2 separate regions of the Mus musculus genome follow, and region 1 is linked to region 2. A link is a loop called in an ENCODE intact Hi-C map of the cell type or tissue named here. Cell type or tissue: gastrocnemius. All regions are shown on one strand.

Region 1 (8,000 bases), 170 kb before region 2:
GTTTCAGTAGTCACCAATTGTTCAGTTACCCTAAACTACATCACAGAGAAATACCAAGGGCAGTATTGGCTCTTGAGGGTAATAACAGCATCGTGCCGTCCTATTCTGGCCAGGCCTATAACATAGCCTCTTAGTTGACCTGACACTCAGTCTCATGGACTTTACCCTGGCCTTGGAGATGCCTCTCTTTCTTTCATCCCTCCTCAACCTACAGATTCCCAATATTTGACCTGGTGTGCTGGAATGGCCACCCTACAGTGATAATTATACTGTGATATGGCCATTCCATGTACGAAAGAGCTCCCAGGAGAAAGCTGGCCTGCAGGTCAAAAGCATGCTATTGGTAGTTTTTGCCTGGAGTGGTTCCTGGTATAGGGGCCATGGCTTCTCTCCTACTATGATGGCAATTGACCCAGAAGATGAGCCCCACCTCTTAGGTCCACATACAATGACTGTCTTAGATTCTCTTTTGAGAATAGAAGACAGCACTGGTGGAAAAGGTCCTGGTGGCCTGAGTTGAGCTCAAACCCTCCTTGGACATTGGGACCTCCCCCTCTGGAGTTGTCTACTACTGTTATCACCTACCCCTGGGCTGGGGCCTCCCTGCAGCCTCTGTTTCTTCCTCCAGAAGCCCTTCCCAGGCCCACATCCCACTCTGAGTGGTCAGTGCCTCCGCTACTCCCAGGACTGGGATGACAGTCAGCTATATGTTCCCTGTGTCATTACCCTCTGCCTCCTAGGATCTGGTCTTCTTGTGTTCTCTGCTCCAGCAGAGTCTCAGGCCAGAAGTGAGTCTGGAGTCTTACTGAACTGAACAACACCCACAAGGTGTCACCCTGGCTTTCAGCACTCAGACCTCTCTGCTCCTTTATACAGGACACTGGGTAAAGCTATGATCATTTAGGGAGGACCTTGGAAAGAGTGTTGACAGATTTCCCTCTAGAAAATTCTCCACAAAGAAAATCCCTGCTAAATATAACTTGTGATTACCACAGAACTCTTAAAAACTATAAAATAGATGAAGCATAAATGCAATCCTTGTGTTAGCCCCGCCCCACGAGATTAAAACTATTAATATCCAAGATGAATATTCTCTCCAGACTTTTTAAGATGCAAATATATACATGTTTTATAAATGTTGAATCCCAAAGGAATTATGTATTAAACATTTTCTTATGCTCTGGCATGTTTTCGCAGCCGCTATTTTTAATGGCTGTATAATATACCCAGATCTAAAGAAGGTATCGTTTGTTTAACCAAGGTCTTGGTTTTGGATGTCTGAGTCACTTTCAATTCCCACTAAGGTAAAAAAGATGTGGAATGTTCAGAGCTGTAGCACCGTCCCTGTGTGTGCATCACCCTGTGCCTTGGAGTCTGCTTAGGCTACGTGCCTGGGCATGGTCATTCTCTCCTGCGTGCTTGGGTTTGGGGTCTGGGACTCTGATGTGTCTGAACATGTGGCAGGTTTGTTGAGACTGCTGTTGATGTTACTGGGGAACCGAGAGACTGAAGGGCCATTTAGATAAGAAGATAACTCTTCCTAGGGTGGCTGTCTCCTGGCAGAAGGAAGGCTTGCTTGGTAGGGTGGAAAGCAGTTATGGTTCTGTAAACCCGGCTTGTGGACAGCGGCCTCTGACCCCGAGCACCTTCACTAGCAACTGTTCTCAATGCTGTGATATGTGACAAAGCAACCAAAGGAAGGGTCTGGCGTTGGCTTGTAGTTTGAGGGTGCACAGTCCCTCATGGTGGAAAAGCCGTGGCAGGTGCACGAGGCAGCCAGTCACATTGCATCCACAGTCAGGAAACAGAGAGAGAAAGAGAGGGAGAGTGGGGAGAGTGGGGAGAGTGGGGAGAGTGGGGAGAGTGGAAGAGTGGGAGAGTGGGGAGAGTGGGGAGAGTGAGGAGAGTGAGGAGAGTGGGGAGAGTGGGGAGAGTGGAAGAGTGGGAGAGTGGGGAGAGTGAGGAGAGTGAGGAGAGTGGGGAGAGTGGGAGAGTGGGAGAGTGGGGAGAGAGGGAGAGTGGGGAGAGTGAGGAGAGTGAGGAGAGTGGGGAGAGTGGGAGAGAGGTAGAGAGGGGAGAGTGGGAAGAGAGGGAGAGAGAGGGAGAGAGGGAGAGTGGAGAGAGGGAGAGTGGAGAGAGAGAGGAGAGTGGAGAGAGAGGGAGAGAGGAAGAATGGGGATAGTGGGGATAGTGAGGAGAGTGGGGAGAGAGGTAGAGAGGGAGAGAGGGAGAGAGGGGAGAGTAGGAGAGAGGGAGAGTGGAGAGAGAGGGAGAGAGGGAGAGAGAGGGAGAGAGGGAGAGGGAGAGAGAGAGGGAGAGAGGGGAGAGTAGAGAGAGAGAGAGAGAGAGAGAGGGAGAGAGAGAGAGAGAGAGAGGAGGGGGGAATGCTGGTGCTCAGCTCACTTTCCCCATTTTTCTCTGCCCCATGCTTCAGTTCATAGAACGGTGTTACCTACCCATGGGTAAGATGGGTCTTCCCTTTAGTTAAATCATTCTGGAAATTGCCTCACAGACATGCATGGAATTGTGGCTTCTGGTGATTCTAGATCCTGTTGAGGTGAAAATGGATGTTAGCCATCATACCTTGGCTCTGTATAAGCAAGCCTGTTGCCATCAGCTCTGAGCTTGCTGCAGCACATGGCATGATAGAGGTGACCCTCATCCTCTATCATGTTAGCCTGGGCTCATACACAGCCCCAGAACAGGGATCAGGAAGGTGGAAACACACAGGCTCAGAACTTGTATAGCATCCTTTCTGTATGTTTCATTGGTAAAGCAACTCACAGAGAAGAAAATCCTGGGTTCAGAGCAAGGGTTTGTGTACAGACAGAGAATCATTGCAAATGGATTTAACACCAGGAAGGAACTAACTGAAGCCATCACTTCCATCATGGCTGAGGTATGAAGGAGAGGTCCATAGAGGTATATAGAAAAATCTAGGGGCTGGAGAGATGGCTCAGCGGTTAAAAGCACTGACTGCTCTTCCAAAGGTCCTGAGTTCAAATCCCAGCAACCACATAGTGGCTCACAACCATCCATAATGAGATCTGACACCCTCTTCTGGTATGTCTGAAGACAGCTACAGTGTACTTATGTATAATAATAAATAAATATTTGGGCAGGAGTGAGCAGGGACTGAGCAAGTAGGGTTGACCGGAGTGAGCAGAGGTCCTAAATTTAATTCCCAGCAACTACATGAAGGCTCACAACCATCTGTACAGCTACAGAGTACTCATATACATAAAATAAATAAATATTTTTAAAAAGAATCTATTTCCAGGCTTCTGAGACTGTCTTGGGGTCCAGGGATAGTACAGTGGGGTCCAAATGGCAAAGAAAGGAGCTGGGATGGTTTCAATCCTGGGGTGGTTTTTCTACTAACCAGGGTTTCTTTATGGGAACCATCTGGCCATAGACATTGAAGGTGTCAGGGCCAACTCTGAGAATTGCTGGGGAGTAGAGGTGCCTGGGTGGCCTTTGAGACTTACATTAGTGATCCCATCATCACCATTGTGTTGAGTCCGGACCAGGGATGGCTGGGCCTTGCCTGACTCGTTGGAGTTTCTCTCACTGTTCTCTCAGCCTCTTTGAGGGTGAGGGGGGGGGGGTGTGACTCTCTGCAGCCCTTGTTTGAATGCAGGGGCTGATCTCTCCCAGGAGAGTGCTCCCATCTCAGACACTCTCCACACACTTTGTCTTTGGACTTACTGTGAAGGACATGCTGCAACTGAGAATTGTAAACCCTTCCCCAGTGAGAGGTTGTCTGCACCACCCCTGGTGCCTGACTGAGGTAGAAGGGTAGGGTAGAGGTGGGCAGCATAGAAGCTAGGCTCAGACATGGCATGCTGTACCAGTACAGGTAACTGTAGCCCAGCAGCCCTGAGGTATGCATGTAAAGATGACTAGGAGAGTTACTAGCCAGTGTCCTCTGACAGCTCTCCTTTAAGCATGGCATGGACCCAGGTTCCTTCTGTATTGTGGCTCTACTTACTCCCTACCCCTGACTAGGTCTGGGCATCCAGTCAGTGCCTGCATCAGGCAGAGGAGGTCAGAACACAGGAAAGATAGCTCATGGGAGGTCCTGCTTCTTAGCCCAGCCTGGGTCACCTGTGTACCCCAGTGCAAGGGAGGATCAGAAAGATCTTATGCACCTGGGGATGGATTTGCCATGGCCACCTGGCCATTGTGGCACTGTGCATATCATGTTCAGCAGGCCCATGTGTGAAGTTGGCTGCTCCATGGGCTGACTGTAGAACACTGGGAAATGTCTTCCTCAATGCCCAAAATTCTCATCTGCACATGGTGACAGCAACAGTCCCCCTCTCTACAAGGTCCTATCACCTCTGATGCACAAGGCCTGGCTACACCCAGACCCCATTACCCAGGACGAGCTTAGACAAAGTGTCCTGGGCTCTTGTCTTGTTGATGAAGGCCAATGGGCATTGGAGGACCTGGAGAATTTCAAGAAGTTCTCCCTTGTCCAACCAGAGGCAGGTGTCACGGGACACAGGAGACAGGAACTCAAGCATGACCTTGGAAGGTGGCTTTGGTCCTGTGTACACCCGTCCCCACACCCTTTCCTGCCTCTGCCAAGCCACTGCCTTGTAGCTTAGAACCTGCTCACCAGCTAAGCTCACAGCAGTGCACCCCAGGGAGTGTGTCGGAATTCAGAACTCGCCACCTGCCAGGCCTGTGTGGTATGTGCGATGCCACATGAAGCTTAAGTAGTTCACAGGCTTGGCACTGAGCCACCTGCCGCCTCTGCGCCCACCATCCCGAGGAGAGCAGGGGGCTACCTGTACTTTGAAATGTTTCACCAGCAGATGGCTGCCATCGCTTCTGTTTGGCTTTGTTTCCCTCTGTGTAGGAGTCTTCTCTGGCCTGGTGCCTGGTTCTCTCTTACACAGGCAGGCTCCGCTGCTCAGAACCTTCCTCACCCATGCTGCGTTTGATTTAAAATTCTACTTGGGTCCCCATCAGGACTGCTGGCTGGAGCCTGTGGAAAGCAGTAGGCTTGTGAGATCAAAGGGGACAGTTTAACCCTATTCCACCTGCCCATTCATGACTTCTCCATCTCTTCTGGAGTCAGAAGTCCAGGCTTTCAGAGTGAAATTTTGAGTTCAAATCCTTATTCTGCTTCTTATAAGCTGTGTGGCCTTAGGAAAACTGCTAGTTGTCTCTGATCCCTTGTCTATGGAATGAGGATGGCTGTATGGCCTTGGATTGGGAGTCCAATTAATGGATGTAGAATGGATAGGCCAGTGCCCAGCTTCGATGCTTCTGACACCATTCTTTATCAGTCTCTGAGGAACTCCTGTTTCTTACAGTGATGGGGCAGAGGGACCAGGTTTCTAATTCTTGTGGATCCCTCTGTGGGGTGGCATGTACCTCCAAAGTGACAGGCCCAACACTGCTCTCCACTATGTGGAGACTGAGCCACAGTCTTGCCTCCCAAGGGATCCAGAACCTCTACTCTACAACCCTTTCCTGTCACCATGTTCCCATCACCTCTGTAGAGACAGCTGCTCTGATTTGCCCTTCCTGTCCTCTGTCTCCTATAAACTGGGGGAATCACAGTGTTTCCTGTACCCAGGCTCCAGAGGGTCACTTGGAGAGGAAGGCAGCAGAGGACAGCTTGACCTCTGGCTGCCCTTCTGATCTCTTACTACTTTTTGGTGAAGTCGAGGGCAGGATGGGACTGACCTGCTGTATCTCAGCATGTTTGCTGTTGTTGTAACAAAATACCCAAAACTATAAGTTACAAAGCACAGAGATTTATTTAGCTTAGAGTTCTGGAAACTGAAGGGCCACAGTATAGCTCCAACACATGTTCCTCCAATGAGGGCCACTGCATTGTCCCAGCCTTCCATGTCAAGACAGAACAGATGTGTGAATAGATCTCTTCTTTTTCCTTATAAAGCTGCCAGTGCCACCTTGGGGGCCTCCATCATTATCCCAACACATGCATTTTAGAGGACACATGACAACATGGCAGATAGCTCTAGCCAAGCCCATGCTACCTTCTGCTACTTGCCCTACATTGTGTGCATGGTACACCACAGACCTACTCAAGATGGCTCTCTGTGTCAAGCTGGTGTAACCAATCTTCCACTATCCTCTATCCCTGCTCTGCCCCATCTCCTTCCTCCTTACCTGAGGACTGAAACCCCCTCCATTCCCTTAGGAAGATCTAGTAGCCTGAACCTTTTCCTTCCCACATGCCTTGTTTGGCTGTAGAGGGAGCACTTGCTGTGAAATAGGAAATCCTGCCTTAGTCTGGTAACCCCCTCTCTGTCTGCCTTTGTCAGTCACGGCTCCAGCGATGATTCCCTGTAGGGAAGGGGCCTGGGAACCCAGCTAGCCTGTTTGGACTGAAGTTTGTGCTCATCCCGTGGCTCAGAGGTCAGCACAGAGCTGGAGAAGTAAATCAAGTCTGGTGCCCCCGTATGTTCACCCACGTGCAAAGCAGAGTGTCCTGTGGACTGACTCTGGGCCCCATGGAAGGAAGTCTTTGTCCATTTTGCTCAGAATTCCCACCTGCACTGGGGCACGAGTACAGCTGCTTCTCTGCAGAGGCCCATATGTCACAGCTGGGATTGGGTCACATTTCCTATGTGGTATGCTCAGACTCCCATCTCTCCTACATCTCAGCCTGTCCAGCCCCTAAAACTTCCACCAGGGCACCTGCCCTAGTCATGGTGAGGTCCCCATACTCCCACCTTGCCCCTAAGCCCAACTTCTAAAGAACAGAACCCTTCCTCTTGCCCCGCTTGGAACTGGCTCCTGGCTTCCATCTCACTCAGAAGTCCATGTGACCCTTGGACATAGCCACTAGGGCCTCAACCTCCTGCCCCTGGCTAGCCATCCAAAGCCAGGCCCTCTCTTGCTCTCACCAGCCCACCACCCTCCTCCTCCACTCCCCATCTATGCTCCAGCTCAGTTCTGTCCTGAGCCCTCTAACCTGTCTAACATGTCAGCTTCCAGCAGAATGGCCTTCCCAGAGCTGCCTGCAGGCTCCACCTGAAGCATCTCTCTCCCGAGGTACTCTCCTGAGGTATTCCCGCCCTGTTGTTTTCTCTCCGCTGAGTTCCTCACACTCTCCTGGGATTACATACAATCCTTAAGATTTTTGTATTATTTTGACATTATATTAATGTCATTTTCCTTTCAAATGTCATTGTTGGCATTGTTTCCTTGTATGTGGCTCATCTGCCTGGCATGTTAAGTAGCAGGTTTGAGTGAACACCACCCTTCACAGTGACAGTCCTGTACCCCCCACATCCCACCCCCAGATCTCATCGCCCCCATCCCCACCCCCTGTGCTTTGAGAGCTACCAGTATAGATTGTGGGCTAGTACCACTGTTTCCCAGTCCCTCCCCGCACACCCCGCCCCCGTCCCTGCACACCTCCTGCTGATGGAAAATTGAGCAATGGAGTCCTTCCTTCATCTTCAACCTGAGATGCTAACCTGGTCTATTCCGTTTGGATGACCCAGCCTTCATGCTTGATCCACACCTGGCTTGGGGCAACTTTCAGGAAGCCTGGGTGTCCCTTGACTTCCTCTGGGCATGGTGCTTTCTGTGGCTCTTCGTGTCTCAGGGCCTCGAGAACAGTGGGGTGCTTCTGAGTGTACGGCAGCCAGCAGGCCTAGAAAAGTAGGACACCCTCCACCCGCAGTGTATAGTATTGGCCAGTGTCAACACTGTGAATTCCCCTACCATGGCCAGCTTCAAGCTGATAAGGCATGTTCCCAGATACGGACTGGATTAGAGTCGTTGCCTTAACCCTCTTTCCACAGCTGTGGAAGCACAGTGGCTCCCTGCTGTTCAGGGCTCTGGAGTCTGTGGGCAGTGGTTTGGGAGGGCATGGCTGGCCCGACATAGCAAATGGAACATTTCCAGCTTTTCCCAGAGCTTTGGTCTCCTGGCTTGTCACCCTCCCTAGCCCTTATATCTTCGTTGGCCATGTGAGTGTGGTGGTGGATATTGAGATGCTGGCC
Region 2 (8,000 bases):
CAATTTCTCAGACAGTGTCTCCAAACAGCTTACTGTTGGGCCTACTTTCTTGGAGTCAGGACCTCTTCCATTCTAGCCAGGGCTGGTGTGGGTAGGCCACACCCATCTGGAAGCAGCAGTTCGGCCCTTTCTCTTGCCTTACCTAGCTTGATCTATGCCCGTTCATCTAGCCTACGCCACAATGTTCTTCCCTTCTTCCCTGGCCCAGGTCACCTTGCTGCAGATGGAAGCATTCACAGGAGACAGCCCACTGATGTCTTGGGATAGCTAATGATTAGGTCCCTGGGTTCTTCTCTAACCTCCTGAGCCCTGGCACCTCCAGCACCCATAGCAGGAGGGATGGCAACCACTACCTAGAGAAGAGGGAAGGTGATGTGGCCCAGACAGCAAGGCCTTCATTCACAGTGTCTGTGGACATTCTCTGTACCCCATGTGTGCCTGTCCACTGACGTATCCTGGAGTGACTTAGGGCCATGCCTGGCTCTGTCACTCCTAACTGCGAGGCCCTTGGCATATCCTTACTTCCTGTCTGTAAGATGTGCTTGTTCCAGGGTATCCACATATGACTGTGGCTAGCATGGTTGTCCCTCCTAGGTGGACCCTATCAAGATACCTTTGTCTCCCCCAGCAAACCCTCAGGGGGCATTCATTCATTTACCCTCAGAGCACCCATTCATTAATTCATCCATATGGTGGCCATTCATTCATGTACTCATTGGATGCCAGGGCCCCTGATACCCAGCTCAGACCTCCACTGAGATGGCCACAGAGGGCTCAGAGTCATCTGCCTCCAATGACTTCCTGGCTGGAAAGTATGATGGCACTTGTGGATTAGTGAGGCTGGGACTACAGGGAGCCAGCGCTGGCCACACCCACCTGGTGGCAGTGGTATTAAGGACCCAGGCTCTGTTACTACACCCCACATAGGCCTGGGGCTCATCCTGACCTCAGACCTGGGCACTGTGCTTCCCTCATTGCTGGGCCCTTTGCTGACCTGGGTTTCTGTGGGAAGGGTGGTGAGTGTACACACCACTGTTTCCTCTATCCCTCAGGGTAGAGAAATGGCCACTGTCTGCCAAACCCCTCGTGTGCTAAGTCAGGGGTGGATATGGGGGTGTTGGAGGCTCTGCTAGCCTTGTCGGGGTCTCACCTAAGAGTATATGTCACCCTGCAGGTCTTTGAGGAAGAGCACCATGTGTTGTACCTGGACCACGGTGGTGTCATTGCCGCCATCAAGGACACCTCCATCCCCCTGAAGATCCTCAAGTGAGAGCATGGGCCAGAGGGCAGGCATGTGGGTAGAGGGCAGGCATGTGGGCAGAGGGTGGACATGTGGGCAGAGGGTGGACATGTGGGCAGAGGGCAGGCATGTGGGCAAAGGGCAGACATGTGGGCAGAGGGTGGACATGTGGGCAGAGGGCAGGCATGTGGGCACAGAGTAGACTAGAACAGTGCCCTGGGAGCCTAACACTGGGGTGACTCATGCCTCCCAACCCTCTGAGGTGCCCCAGAGATGGACCATGTTGCACTCAGGATGAAAAAAAATACATAGCCTAGTTATGGTAACTTGGAAGGGTGCTGGGGGCTCAGGAGTCCAGAGAGACACTCTTACGTATCAGTAAAAAACTGTTAACAGAGGAATAGAGCCGGGAGTGCAGATAAGGAAGCCAGTGGGTGCCCAGGTAAGAGGTGGTTCAACTGAAGCTTCAGATAGCTGAAAGACCCATTGACAAATTGAGGACAGGGTAACATGGATATTTAGGAGGCAGAGCTAGGAAACATCCAGGCAGCCAGTATCACTTTAGTCTGAAAAGAGAGAGAGAAAGAGAGAGAGAGAGAGAGAGAGAGAGAGAGAGAGAGAGAGAGAGAGAGAGAGAGGAAGAAAGAAAGGAAGGAAGGAAGGAAGGAAAGAAAGAAAGAAAGAAAGAAAGAAAGAAAGAAAGAAAGGAAGGAAGGAAGGGAAGGAAAGAAAGAAAGAAAGAAAGAAAGAAAGAAAGAAAGAAAGAGAGAGAGAGAGAGAGAGAGAGAGAGAGAGAGAAAGAAAGAGAAGAGAAGAGAAGAGAAGAGAAGAGAAGAGAAGAGAAGAGAAAAGAAAAGAAAAGAAAAGAAAAGAAAAGAAAAGAAAAGAAAAGAAAAGAAAAGAAAAGATAGCTGTGTGTCCTGGGAGGTAATATCTCTGTAATATTAACATGTCACTGACAGAGGAACCCTGAGCTGTGATCAAGCCTTGCATGCTATTCCTGGATGTTTCTAAGGCTCGGCTGTCCCTGCTATTCATGGGGCACAGTGCCTATGTGGTACCAGTCCTTCTCATTGCTGATTAGTCAAGGATGCCATGTGGCTGGCAGGTGGTCTTACCGGAGAGAGGGGGGATGTGGTCTAGCTGTGGCCTAGGTGTTGAGCTGTCCCAGAACTGGTCTCTGGTGGATAGGAGTCAGGCATGGGAGGTAGAACATCTTAGAAAGGAGTAAGACCATGCCGCTCTGTGGACACTGGTGGCCTTTAACAGGTTCAGCGTGGATGAGGGCCACACGTGGAGCACACACAACTTCACCAGCACCTCAGTGTTCGTGGATGGGTTGCTGAGCGAGCCAGGGGATGAGACGCTGGTCATGACGTGAGTGTGGAAGGGGACGTGGGTGAAACAGGCACATCTGATGTGAGGAAGACCACAGCACTGCCCACAGCACTGGGTGGGGGGGTGGGGTCAGAGCCACTCCCAGGAGGTGACCTCATACTGGGCCTCTGCTTCCTGCTACTAGGCCAGTGGCTCCTCCTCTCACCCTGGCTAGCAGGCACATCTGCTGCCTGCACTGGCCAGTGACAGCCAGGAAAAAAGCTGGGGAGGTGATGTAGCCTGCATGCCTCTCCCCACTCAGGGCCCCAGGGAGCATTCATAGAGTCCCATGAAGTGTCCAGAGAGCCCCATGGAGCATCCGTGACCCCTACAGAACCCCACAGAGCATCCCAGTACCTCCATGGAGTGACCACAGCCCCCTGGAATCCATACAGAATGTCCATGACCCCCCCCCCAGAAGCAGATGTAGTTCCTTCCACAGTCAGGCTGCAGTGAGAAAGCCCACTGTGGTGATGACCTCTCATCCTCCTTTCTGGGTGGCTAGCAGAAAGCCAGGGCAAGTCCTACTACAGGACACAAGTAGTATGTGTATCCCAGAAGAGCTGAGCACCAGGCATGGAAGGCTGAGATAGTCCCAGTCACCCTCTATTTAGCAGCTTGGGAGGCAAGCAGGTTGTTCTTGGTCAGGTGCTCCATGATGCTGTGGCCTTCAATGACCCTGCAGGGGATAGGGGTGGGGGCTCATGCTTCCCCAGTCTGTGTGAACTGTCTGTGTGAAGGCTGTGGTGTGGGACAGCAGGGGAGGTCAGGGCTATGGTGCTTGGTATTTGTCAAGAAAAGCAGGTGAGGAAGTCTGGGCTGGGGCAGACTCAACCTGGTTCCTTGGCCTCTTTACAAGGAGGCTGAACAGTTTGCTGGACTAAACCTGCAAAGCAAGGGCTAGCAACAAAGGCGACAGCCCTCACAGGGCTCTCAGAGCTCCAGCAAGCTGGCAGGGTTCCCAGCCTCCGCTTTCCCCAGCCCGGCCCCACCACAGGGCCATCTCTGCCCTGAGCACATCCCCTCCCCTCCTCCACCTCACTTCATCTTGTAGTCTGCATTTTGTGGCTGCTTTGGGACATTCGTGCTTTGTGCAGCCAAGGTCCTCAGATCCGGGTCTGGTCCCAAATGCAGCTTTCATCCCTGCAGCCGGCATTCATCTGGAGAAAGCTGCAAAGTTCACAGGCAGGCGCGTTCATGTTTTAAGTTTTTAAACAGCGCCACAAGGTTCCTACGAAGCCTTTCACAAGGCTGCATCTTCAAACAGCTTCCAATTTCAGTGGGCATGGAGATCATTCACGTGACACAGGCTGGCAGAATGAAAAACTTTTCTGTCTGAGCTTAGGACAGAGCCCCACCCTTATGGAACCTTTATCTTCATCCACCCAGAGGTCACATCTAAGCTGCCCAGTTACCTTGTCAGGACATTGTTCCCAGCACTGCCCACAGCACAGCACAGGACAGAGGGTCCCAGCCTTGGGCTGTACTATGAGGGCTTTCAGCCTAGCAGGGCTACAGGCCATCCCTAGGGCGGAGCCAGTAATACATTCTACAGCATGGCCCACATTTCCTGCTCTCTGCCAAGTAGTCAGTGGCCCTTTGGCCTATCCTGCTAGAACCGTTCAACTAGATAAGAGATGCCCACAGTAGGAACTAAGGTTTCTTTACAGACAGGAACTGGCATACAGAGATGGGATTAGCTGGACCAACTTGCTTCTCTGCTTGAGCTCAGAATGTAGAGTATGGGACATTCCCATACAGGAGATGCTCGGCTATCACACTCAGGCTAATTGGCCATGGTGAAGGCCAAGCCTCACAATTGTGAGCTGCCAACCCATGTATCACCCTGGGTGGGGCCCTTCCTTAGTCTTGTTCCCCTCTGAAATCTGGGGCGATCAGCATACATTCCTCACAGGATACGGTGAGCCCTAAGGAGATGGACAGAAATGTGGGAACCCCTCTCTCTAGCTGCCTGTCAAGGTGACAATGAGCTCTGACAAGAGGAACACCCATCTGAACAGCAGGTTTTCCGAGACAAGGCCACCCATGGTCTGCAGGACAGTTGGATGGGAGGAGCCAAAGCCAGTGTGCAACGCTGGTCTCAGACCAAGCTGAGCACGCCTAGCCTCCATGCATCATGGTGCTTCCTGTGCGGCTGGCCGCCCTCTGTCCCTTTCTCTGCTCAGTGGGATGCATTGCGCTGTCTGTCATGGGACCCTTTCATTCACTGTCCAAGCCTTACAGTGACTTATCTCTCTGGAGTGCCAGCCCTGCCTGGAACCAATCCCATGGTAGGCAGAGGCAGGCTGGCAGAAAGGCAAGGAGACATCAGATAATACGAGACTTGGCTCCTGCTCACCCAAAGCAAGTGTCTGGTGTGTAGGCTATGGAAAGGTCTGTGGCAGCCAAGAAGGCAGGGAGCCTACCCTGGCAGAAAGGGGATTGCATGGGTTGGATGGATAACCTGCTCTAGTACAATCAGCATGCCACAAACAGCAATCACTCTGAGGACGATAACATCAGGCCAAGGCCAGTGGATGACATGTCACATCCTCGAATCCTACTGACCAGGAGAGCTATTACAGGTGGTGGTACAGGGAACCTGAGTGTCTGGTCATCAGGGAAGGGTCCATCTGAAGTGTCTTTCTTTCTCCCCTCAGGGTCTTTGGTCACATCAGCTTCCGCTCTGACTGGGAGCTGGTCAAGGTTGACTTCCGGCCCTCCTTCCCCCGGCAGTGTGGCGAGGATGACTACAGCTCCTGGGACCTCACTGACCTCCAGGTGGGCCATGCGCCTGCAGCCACAGGGCCCTTTCCTCTTCCAGGGAACCTCACAGGTGCCAACCTCTTCCCACTCAAGGATGTTGTGGGCCATCCTCGTACCTGTAGCTGCTCTGATCTGCAGTTCTTAATGACCCTAGCACCTGCAGGGCTTGAGCCTCACCCTCAGCCCGGAGGTCTCCATGATATAATTTGGAACTTTTTTGCTTATGGGGAGATGGGCAAAGACTATATGACATCAGGGTCTGAGGCTGTCCTATGTTATAATGCATCATCAATGTCTAACCTTCGCACCTTGGGTTGAACATGAAGGCCCCATGTCAGCTCCTGGAGGGTGGAACAAGAGAAGCTGACACTTCAGTGGGTACCTGGGGACTGTGAGTGGGTGTGATTTAGTGTCACCTGCTGAAGGTTCTGTGGTCAGCCTGGAGGAGTTTATTAAAGACCAGGGAGCCAGAATAGCAAGTGGAGATTTGTAGCCAAGAAAGATGGAAAATTCCTAAGAGGAGACACCTGGAGTCAGAGACTCTGCCTGAGCCACTAGCTAGGGCAGTAGCTGAAGTCAACCAGGAGCTGGAATCGAGCATCGAGAGTTCGCACATGGAGGATACTCTGGCTAGTGACTCAACAGCTCTCTGCAGAAACTGGTTTACAAGAAAGTGCTCAAATGAGCCTTGAAAAGATTCCAGAGTCCCTGACAACTCTGTCCCATCACTACCAGGGGCCCTGTTATTGGAATCAGGGCAGTGTTGTTCCAAGCATAGTCTAAGAATCTCCTGTGTGTCCACAGGAGCCCTCTAGACACAGCTCATCTCCAGTTATTCACAACCCTGGTCCAGCTGTTCTGTGACCATCAAGGGCCAGCCATAAGGCTTGAGATGAGGGAAGCTGAGCCAGTTGACTGATATGTCAAGTTCTTTTGAACCCCAGTTTCCCTGTTTGTCAAAGGAGGCAAATGCCCCCACCCCAGCTGCCACCAGGGCAGGAGCCACAGGACAAGCCAGTGACAGCTGTCACCGTCCTCTGTCCGTTCCTCATCCTAGTGTTCTTGCTACAGGGTGATCACTGCATCATGGGCCAACAGAGAAGTTACCGGAAGAGAAAGTCCACATCCTGGTGTGTCAAGGGACGGAGCTTCACATCAGCACTCACGTCACGTGTGTGCAAGTGCCGGGACTCCGACTTCCTCTGGTGAGCACTGTCCCTCCCTCCTGGCTCCTCCAGCACCTCTATTTCATGACGACCTTGTCCCCAGAACCAGGGCAGAGGTCGCAGTGTCCTTCAAGGAAGATCTCCAGACACACACTGCCGCCTCTACCCTGGGGCATCATGGGAGCAAGATACACTCACCTAGCCCTCTGCTCCCTCTAGGATTCATTCTACTCAAAGGCATACTACCCTGTGACAATGTCGTTTGCAAAGCCTCCACTCCCATCCTGCCTCACACTCTCTACCCAGCACCCCACATTCAGGTCTCCTGTGTCCTTTCCAGGGCAGCTGACCCTGGTTGCACAGCCAACAGCCACTCCTTGCTTCCCCCTCTCTCCCTGGCATCCTTTGAGTGTCACTCACCTCCCCCAGGAAGCCTTCCAGGCTCTACTTCATTTTCAGCCTCCTTGGACTGGAATGGAGCTAGTCTGTTCAATCTGTTCTCTGGATTAAACTTGTGGATTCACCCATGTCCCCACAAATGGACACCTCTAGACCTGTGCTGTAAGGTTCTCCACCCTAGCTGCTCCCTCTACTCTTACCTTTTAACCCAGCTTTCCCTTCCCAGTGACTACGGGTTTGAGCGCTCATCTTCCTCGGAGTCCACTGCCAACAAGTGCTCTGCCAACTTCTGGTTCAACCCTTTGTCTCCTCCTGAAGACTGTGTCTTGGGTCAGACTTACACTAGTAGCCTTGGGTGAGTACACTTAGCCACCCAGCCGGTCAGCCACCCATCCACTCACCCATCTACCCACCCCCTCTTTCCCCCACACCAGGTTTTCCTCCATTTTAGCTGAAATCTCAGCCACTGGCATACTCACCTTCTGGGCCTAAGCCCATGACATACAACGAGTCCTACAGTCTGTGCTGCGCTGGCTAAAAGTTCTGCAGGAGGGGGAGTGGCAGGGAGGCCCTTCACCCCACCAAGTGGGTGAAGCTGAACAAACTGCTTGTACAGAATCAACATTATGTAGAAATACCAAATACATAACATCTGTGATCCTGCAGCTTCATCAGGGCCCACAGGCTCCATGTGATGGGCCATTTCCTCACCCTTTGTGGGAGGTTCCTTATTACTTACCATGGAGAACTAGAAGAAACAGAGGCAGGAACAGGAACTAAATGCTTTAGCCTTGGCAGTATATAGCCTAACATCTATTATCCATCCACCCAACTGTCCTCCTCCATCCATCTATCCCTCCACCCACCCATCCATCTATCCATCTATCCATTCACCTACCCACCCAACCATTCACCCATCCATCCATCTACCCAACTATCTTTATCCATCCACCCACCCATCCATCCACCTATCCATCCACCTATCCACCCACCCATCTATCTACCCACCCACCCACCCACTCATCCATCCATCCATCCACCTATCCACCCAT

The links. Hi-C counts contacts between places; a loop is a spot of excess contacts. Peaks named below come from ENCODE experiments on the same cell type or tissue, not always from the same donor. Only the 100,000 strongest peaks of a DNase experiment are listed, where the experiment ranks them.
Region 1: it touches region 2 in a loop (3-fold over the local background); 29 of 42 quality-filtered maps call a loop at or near these places.

What each region holds. Positions count from the first base shown.
Region 1 is chr5:36,210,263-36,218,262 of GRCm38, reverse strand. All of the region lies in intron 2 of Sorcs2 (sortilin-related VPS10 domain containing receptor 2), which reads left to right. Among named protein-coding and RNA genes, the nearest start is that of Psapl1, 10 kb to the right of the region's middle. In gastrocnemius, no CTCF peak of the experiment used is centred here; a DNase peak (open chromatin) is centred at 4,840.
Region 2 is chr5:36,036,709-36,044,708 of GRCm38, reverse strand. Sorcs2 (sortilin-related VPS10 domain containing receptor 2) reads left to right here. Exons shown (of 27, transcript NM_030889.2): 13 at 1,175-1,266; 14 at 2,510-2,617; 15 at 5,278-5,398; 16 at 6,455-6,588; 17 at 7,175-7,303. Among named protein-coding and RNA genes, the nearest start is that of Gm52811, 44 kb to the left of the region's middle. In gastrocnemius, no CTCF peak of the experiment used is centred here; DNase peaks (open chromatin) are centred at 3,570 and 4,910.